Regions from separate parts of the Homo sapiens genome. Here region 1 is linked to region 2. Evidence: read pairs that join two places in POLR2A ChIA-PET (ENCODE). Cell type or tissue: K562. All regions are shown on one strand. Each heading gives the region's core, and the rest is flanking DNA. Links, peaks and the distances in the headings are about the cores only.

The links. Peaks named below come from ENCODE experiments on the same cell type or tissue, not always from the same donor. Only the 100,000 strongest peaks of a DNase experiment are listed, where the experiment ranks them.
Region 1: POLR2A ChIA-PET joins it to region 2 with 5 read pairs; 2 of 35 experiments call an interaction of 5 or more read pairs at or near these places.

The regions. Positions count from the first base shown.
Region 1 is chr1:2,159,912-2,162,816 of GRCh38, forward strand. All of the region lies in intron 10 of PRKCZ (protein kinase C zeta), which reads left to right. Among named protein-coding and RNA genes, the nearest start is that of PRKCZ-AS1, 23 kb to the right of the region's middle. In K562, for the core only: no CTCF peak of the experiment used is centred there; no DNase peak of the experiment used is centred there; H3K27me3 peaks cover 2,423 bases.
Region 2 is chr1:2,071,785-2,074,689 of GRCh38, forward strand. The region is part of intron 4 of PRKCZ (protein kinase C zeta); the gene reads left to right. Among named protein-coding and RNA genes, the nearest start is that of PRKCZ, 23 kb to the left of the region's middle. In K562, for the core only: no CTCF peak of the experiment used is centred there; a DNase peak (open chromatin) is centred at 1,877; H3K27me3 peaks cover 2,425 bases.

The DNA of each region.
Region 1 (2,905 bases), core at 122-2,621, 88 kb after region 2:
GACTACTTTCAGCGTCCCCCGCCCCATTCAACTGGAGTCGGAGGACACTTTCTCACTAAGGCACGGTGATCTCAGATGGTAGGTGAGCAAACTACCCTTAAAATACGCCCATTCACTCGCTGTTCTAAAATAAAATCTCTTACTGTTTGCCACGGTTGATTATTTTACATTCATTCACACTCAATGTTTCTTTAAAAAGAACAAACACACACCTTTGCTTATCTGTGGAAGCGCTTCTCAGGCCGTGCACTGACTGAGACACTTGAGTAAGCTCTTCTTGGTCAAACTGACTTCTAGACATGAAAAGCACTTCACCCAGCAGTGTGCGTGTGTGTGTGTGTGTGTGTGTGTGTGTGTGTGTCAGTTATGCTTTGAAACCTGCCCGAAGCTCTGGAGAGGGAGACAGCTTTACTAACAGCAGAGAGTGACGTCCCTGGAACTGGTCACCAGCGTCAGGAGGCGTGGCACCCGGGGAGGGTCCGCAGGGAGCAGAGTGGGACTCCGTGGAGAGGGGGGCAGGCAAGGGTTGGGTCACGTAGGAGGGGCTCATGGGGGACAGGCCTGTGGGAAGGACGAGGGCAATGGTGTGTGTCAGGGACAGAAGAGAACCAGGCCTGAAGGTGCCAGGGGCTTTCGAAGCTGGACTTGGCCAAGAGGCCCTGGGATGCGGAGGCCCCAGGGATTCTCAGTGCAGTGCTGGTGTTGGGCAGGCACTCGTGTGAGGAGTAGGATCTGGGCCGCAGAAGCCAGAGGGACCTGCTGGGCCTGTCATGGCCTGGAGGGAAGCCTTAGGGGGTGGGGAGGAGGGGCCTGTCCCCATGTGGGGGAGTCACCCCGGTTCGCAGAAGTCAGGGCAGTGCTGGCCAGACAGGCACAGAGCGGAGCCAGCCTGGACGTGGAGGACTCGGGGGTGCTGTGGCCTGGGATGGAGACGCCCCGCCCCGCCGGGGGTGATTGTGGTTGTGGGTGTGTGAGAAAGAGGTGAGGGTGTGACGGGGTCTGACCCTGGGGTGCTGCCTCCTCAGGGCTGCAGGAGGAGGCGCCGCCGTCGGGGTGGAGGCAGTAGAGGGAAGGGCTCAGTGGGTGCCACAGCAAGGACAGCCTCGGCCGCGACCTTGGGAAGGGCAGGTGCCTCTTCTTGGGGAACATGAGTCACCTCCCTTTCAAAACCCATCCGTGTGCTGGAGTCATGGGAGCTCAGAACAGAAGGAGAGATCCTGACTGACACCCGTAGGGCCCAGCGTGGGCGCAGCCGCCTCAGCCTTTGTTCTGCCGACACACGGTGACGGCTCAGCGGCCCCCTGATTTGCTCACTTTTCATCGGGGTTGCCTAAAATGGTAAAAGTGCCACCCTAAACCCTAGCACTTCCGGAGCAGGACGCTTGGGCCTGTGGCCCCCACAAGGCTGTGCACGGGAGAAGGGGCTCTTCCCAGCATCAGGGGCCTGGCAGGAGCCAGGGGCTTGGTTTGCCTTTTGCATTGCGAGGGCGTCCTGCACTCTTCGGGAACACTGCGGACAGCTGCGCATGCATCCTCCCAGAGCCCTGGGCAGTGAGGGGCCCTCGGGGACCCCCAGGACATGGGCTTTGGGACACACCTGCAGTGTACAGGGGGCCCTGCTGTTTCCTGATGTGGTGTCACAGGCCACACAGGACTGTGCAGAACACGGGAGAAAGGGATGCGTTGTCTGTAGTTCTAATCGGGAGGCACTGGCCGCTCTTAGAACAGGTCAGGGGGCAGGTGTCATTGCCATTCGGGGTCACGTTAGGACCGGGGGACCTCCACTGCAGGCTTGGAGATGATTTTGCTAGTAGTGAGCAGAGATGAGGTCATGGCATCTCCCCTTCTCCATCCAGACCCGAACGTCCCATGCCACTGCGCCCTGCATGGTTCCCAGGATGAGCAGGGATAGGGGTGGCAGCCCTGGAGCCACCTGGAGTCTCCTTAGTTGAAGGAACTTTCAGGACCGGTCCTGAAATTGTGCCTTTGCTGCTTAACTACTAGATAACGACAGAGACCACATAAAACAAGAGCCTCTTTATAAACTTGTATCCCATTTTAACGTGCAGGAAAGAACCTTCGTCCGCACTCCAAAGACCCTTGACTAACCAGCGTCACCATCCAGACAGTTTTGCCTCGTTTTTCCTTTTCTCTTGTTTATTTTTCCATGTGGACTTTATAATCAACCCGTCTGCCTCCAGAAAGAAAAAGAAACTGGGATTTTCTTTTCTTTTCTTTGAGAAGGGGTCTTGCTCTGTCACCCAGGCCGGAGTGCAGTGGCGCAATCTTGGCTCACTGCAACCTCCGCCCCCTGGGTTCGAGGAATTCTCATGCCTCAACCCCCCGAGTAGCTGGGAATACAGGCCCCTGCCACCACACCCAGCTAATCTTTGTAGTTTTAGTAGAGACGGGGTTTCACCCTGTTGGCCAGGCTGGTCTCAAACTCCCAACCTCAAGTGATCCACCTGCCTGGGCCTCCCAAAGTGCTGGGATTACAGGTGTAAGCCACTGGGCCTGGCCCGAAACTGGCATTTTCATTGGGATTTGTTAAGTTCACACATTACCTGGGGCGAAATTGACATCCTTCTAAGTGTTGGATCTTCCCATTCAGGAACCCGGTTTACCTTTTCATTCACTCACATCCTCTTTCAGGAGACTCTTGAAGTCTTCATGTGGTTTTCTTCACTTCCTTGTCTAATTATTATTATTATTATTTTTACAGATGGGGGTCTTGCTATGTTGCCCAATCTGGTCTCAAACTCCTGGGCTCAAACGATTCTCCCACCTCAGCTTCCCAGAGTGCTGGCATTTCAGGCGTGAGCCACGGTGCCTGGCCACTTCCTTGTTTAATTTTGTCTTGAGTGTTTCATCTCGTTTCTGTTATAAACGAGGTATTTTTTCTTCT
Region 2 (2,905 bases), core at 406-2,905:
GCCATGGTATTCGGTGGTCTTATGATTTTATAGGCCTAGCCAGGGGTCTGCGAGCTGCTTCTGTCCAGGGCCAGGTAGTTGAAGCCTGGGGTTCTGAGCAGGCGTGGGCAGCACCCAAGGAGGTGCATGGCCGTGTCCTAGTGAAACTTTATGCACGCTGAAATCTGAATTTTATAGACTCTTCCGGTGTTTCAAAATATTATCCTTTTCATTTTATTCAGCCAATTAAAAGCGTAGAAATCCTAGCTTGCTGATTTGGAGCACTAGGCAGTGTAGGTTGCCAGCCCTCGTTCCCCATAGATTTGGGAAGTCGAGTGAAACGCATGTGTTAGGTTTATATGTTTCACATTTTACGGAATGCCCCTCATGCAGCTGGTCAGCCGCCTGACGAGGGAAGCTTGGCCCTTTGGAGAAGTGGCCGTGCCTCGTGGTGAGCTGCTGACAGAGCTGGAATTTGAACCCGGGGCTCTGGCCCGGAGTCCACTCCGTGAATGCAGATAAACACAGGTTTATGAGCTTGATGATTTAAATGGAGGTTTTATTACTGTTCAGGCAGGTGTGGGAGGCCAGCCATCAGGAGATGATGCCGTTGAGAAGGTCGTTTATTACTCAGCTTCTGAGAGGAGACCTCCTCTTGCCTCGCGGGGCCATGCGGGCAAGCGCCGGGTGGGTTGGAGGCAGGGGGATGTGTGGGTGGGGCCTTTACTGTGGTTTCCATGGGAAAGGTGTGGGGAGCAGGCATTGGGTCGGCCAGGTGGAGTAACTTCAGCCAGGCTCTGGGGTGCAGGGGCTGTCCCTGTGACCTGGGGAGGCCCCTGGGGCGACTGGGGGCCCGTGTAGGAGGTGGGCCCAGGTGAGAGTTCTGGGTTGGTGGGTTTGCATTTGAAAGGTTCGCTGTGGGACAAGTCCTTTGCTGTCTCTAGGAATCGGTTGGCCTCTCGGGGCCGTCCCTCCAGGGTCAGCAGGGCCATAGGTGCTGGAGCATCGAGGGCACAGCACGTATGAATGCAGGGAGCGTGTGGTGTGACTGGTCAGAGCCAGAGGTCTGCAGGACACTCCCCTCTGTCCCTCTGCACCCCCAGTGCGAAGCGGCCCATGTAGGCTCAGCACGAGTGCCGAGTGCGTTTGGGGAAGTGGGCAGAATTCCCAGCTGAGCACCCCGCGACCCCCCATGTTTTTTATGATTGGAGGAAAATGCCAGGTCTCACTTGCCAGTGATGACCAGGTCCCAGGGTTTGTCAGGGTACCAGGGTAGGGGTTGGAGGGTCAGGCCACCCAGCGGCGGTGGCGGCTCTGGGTCTCCCTAGGAGCCCGGGCTGGCCACAGCCAGGCACAGCACAGCCCGTGAGGTCTGGTCTTGGGAATGCGGGTGTCTCCTGCCTTAGGCTGAGGGTGTGCGTTTCCAGGCCAGCCGGGACAGTTTTCAGCCTGGGGAAGCTTGGCCTTTCCTGTTCCTGCCCCCCAGTGCCCACCGTCCCCACACACACTGGTGGGGTTTGTGGGGTGGACACAACCACATCGCAAGGCCCCTATGCCTCCTCTCCTCCCGCTCCGTTCCTGGGCTGCGGGACAGTGCTCGGGGCCCTTGGCCATTGGTGTCGAGCCCATTCACAGCCTCTGGACGCAGGTCAGAGGTCACTCGCCACGGCCACAGCTGCGCTGTCCCCCACTCCCAGCCTGGCAGGCCAACCTGCAGGACCCCGGGCTTAGCTGGGTTCTGTTCTGATGTCGCATTTTCAAGGTCCGCTGAGTCCGAGCCCTGCCTGGGTCTGGCTGCTGCCCGCCCGCTCTCTGGACTGTGCTGATGCAGAGATGCTTGTTTTCCTGTGACGTCAGCGTCAGCTCCTGCACATCCATGCCGTGTTTTAGTTTGTGCCTCAGCTGCTGGCTACAGCTTCCCGGGGGAGCCGGGTACCACCCGGGCCTGGAGACATGAGGAGGCAGGGATGTGAGGGGCGGGGGACAGGACAGCCGGCCTTCCGTTAAATATCTGCTCCTCGCGCTCGAGCCTCCCTGCCTATTGTCGGGGCCGGAGGCGAGCCGACGCAGCATCAGCTCGTCAACGGGAAGGAAGATGCCTCCCTGCACGCCCGCCGCGCACAGAGCATAAAGAATCTGCGCTGAGGAGGCAGGAGAAGAAAGCCGGTGAGTCGGGGGCATCTCCCCCGTGGATTTTCCGCGCCCCCGGGGCCGGGCCAGCCGTGCTGCAGGCCCTGTGCGTGCGGAGGACGGTGCCCGAGTCAGCATTTTGGGTCTGAGTCCCGGCGTTGCCGCTGCCTGTGCGCTGCACAGATGCTCCGGGCAGCAACACGGCTGGTGCCACGGCCCGGGGAAGGCGTGCGGCTGCAGCAGCTCCCAGCAATGTCAGGGGAAACGCAGTGAGAGGCTGTTGTTTTGCGGGTGACAGATTTTTAGAAAAATAAGGCTGTGGAGGGACCTTCTGAGCGAGGCAGGGGCTGCTGGAGGGACATGCTCACCCCGAGGACGGATGGTGTGTGGCCCAGGCCTGGTGGATGTGTGGCGGTGGCTGTGGAGGGCTGGGGGCCGGGGGGCTTGGGGAAATCGTCTTGGGCTCGTCTGCCTGCCTGGCCCCAGGGAGTTGCTGGCTGTTGGGAGTTTCACTGTGGCCGATGCTTTTTGGTTGTGGGTCTGTGGGTCTGTCGGGGCCAGGACGGATGGCCGCTTCGTCTCCATTCTGCATTGCTGCAGGTGGGCAGATTGATGAGACCACGGGTGAAGTCTGGAGACCCCAGGTGCCAGGGCTGGTAGTGGTAACAGCCAGCACCTGTTCCAGGCCTGCGGTCTTTCCGTCTCGAGCCTGCCCTCCCGCCTGTCTGAGCCCCCGTTTTGCATTGACAGTGTTGGGTTGGAGTCTGGGTGGCACAGCCAGGGTTAATGTGCACGG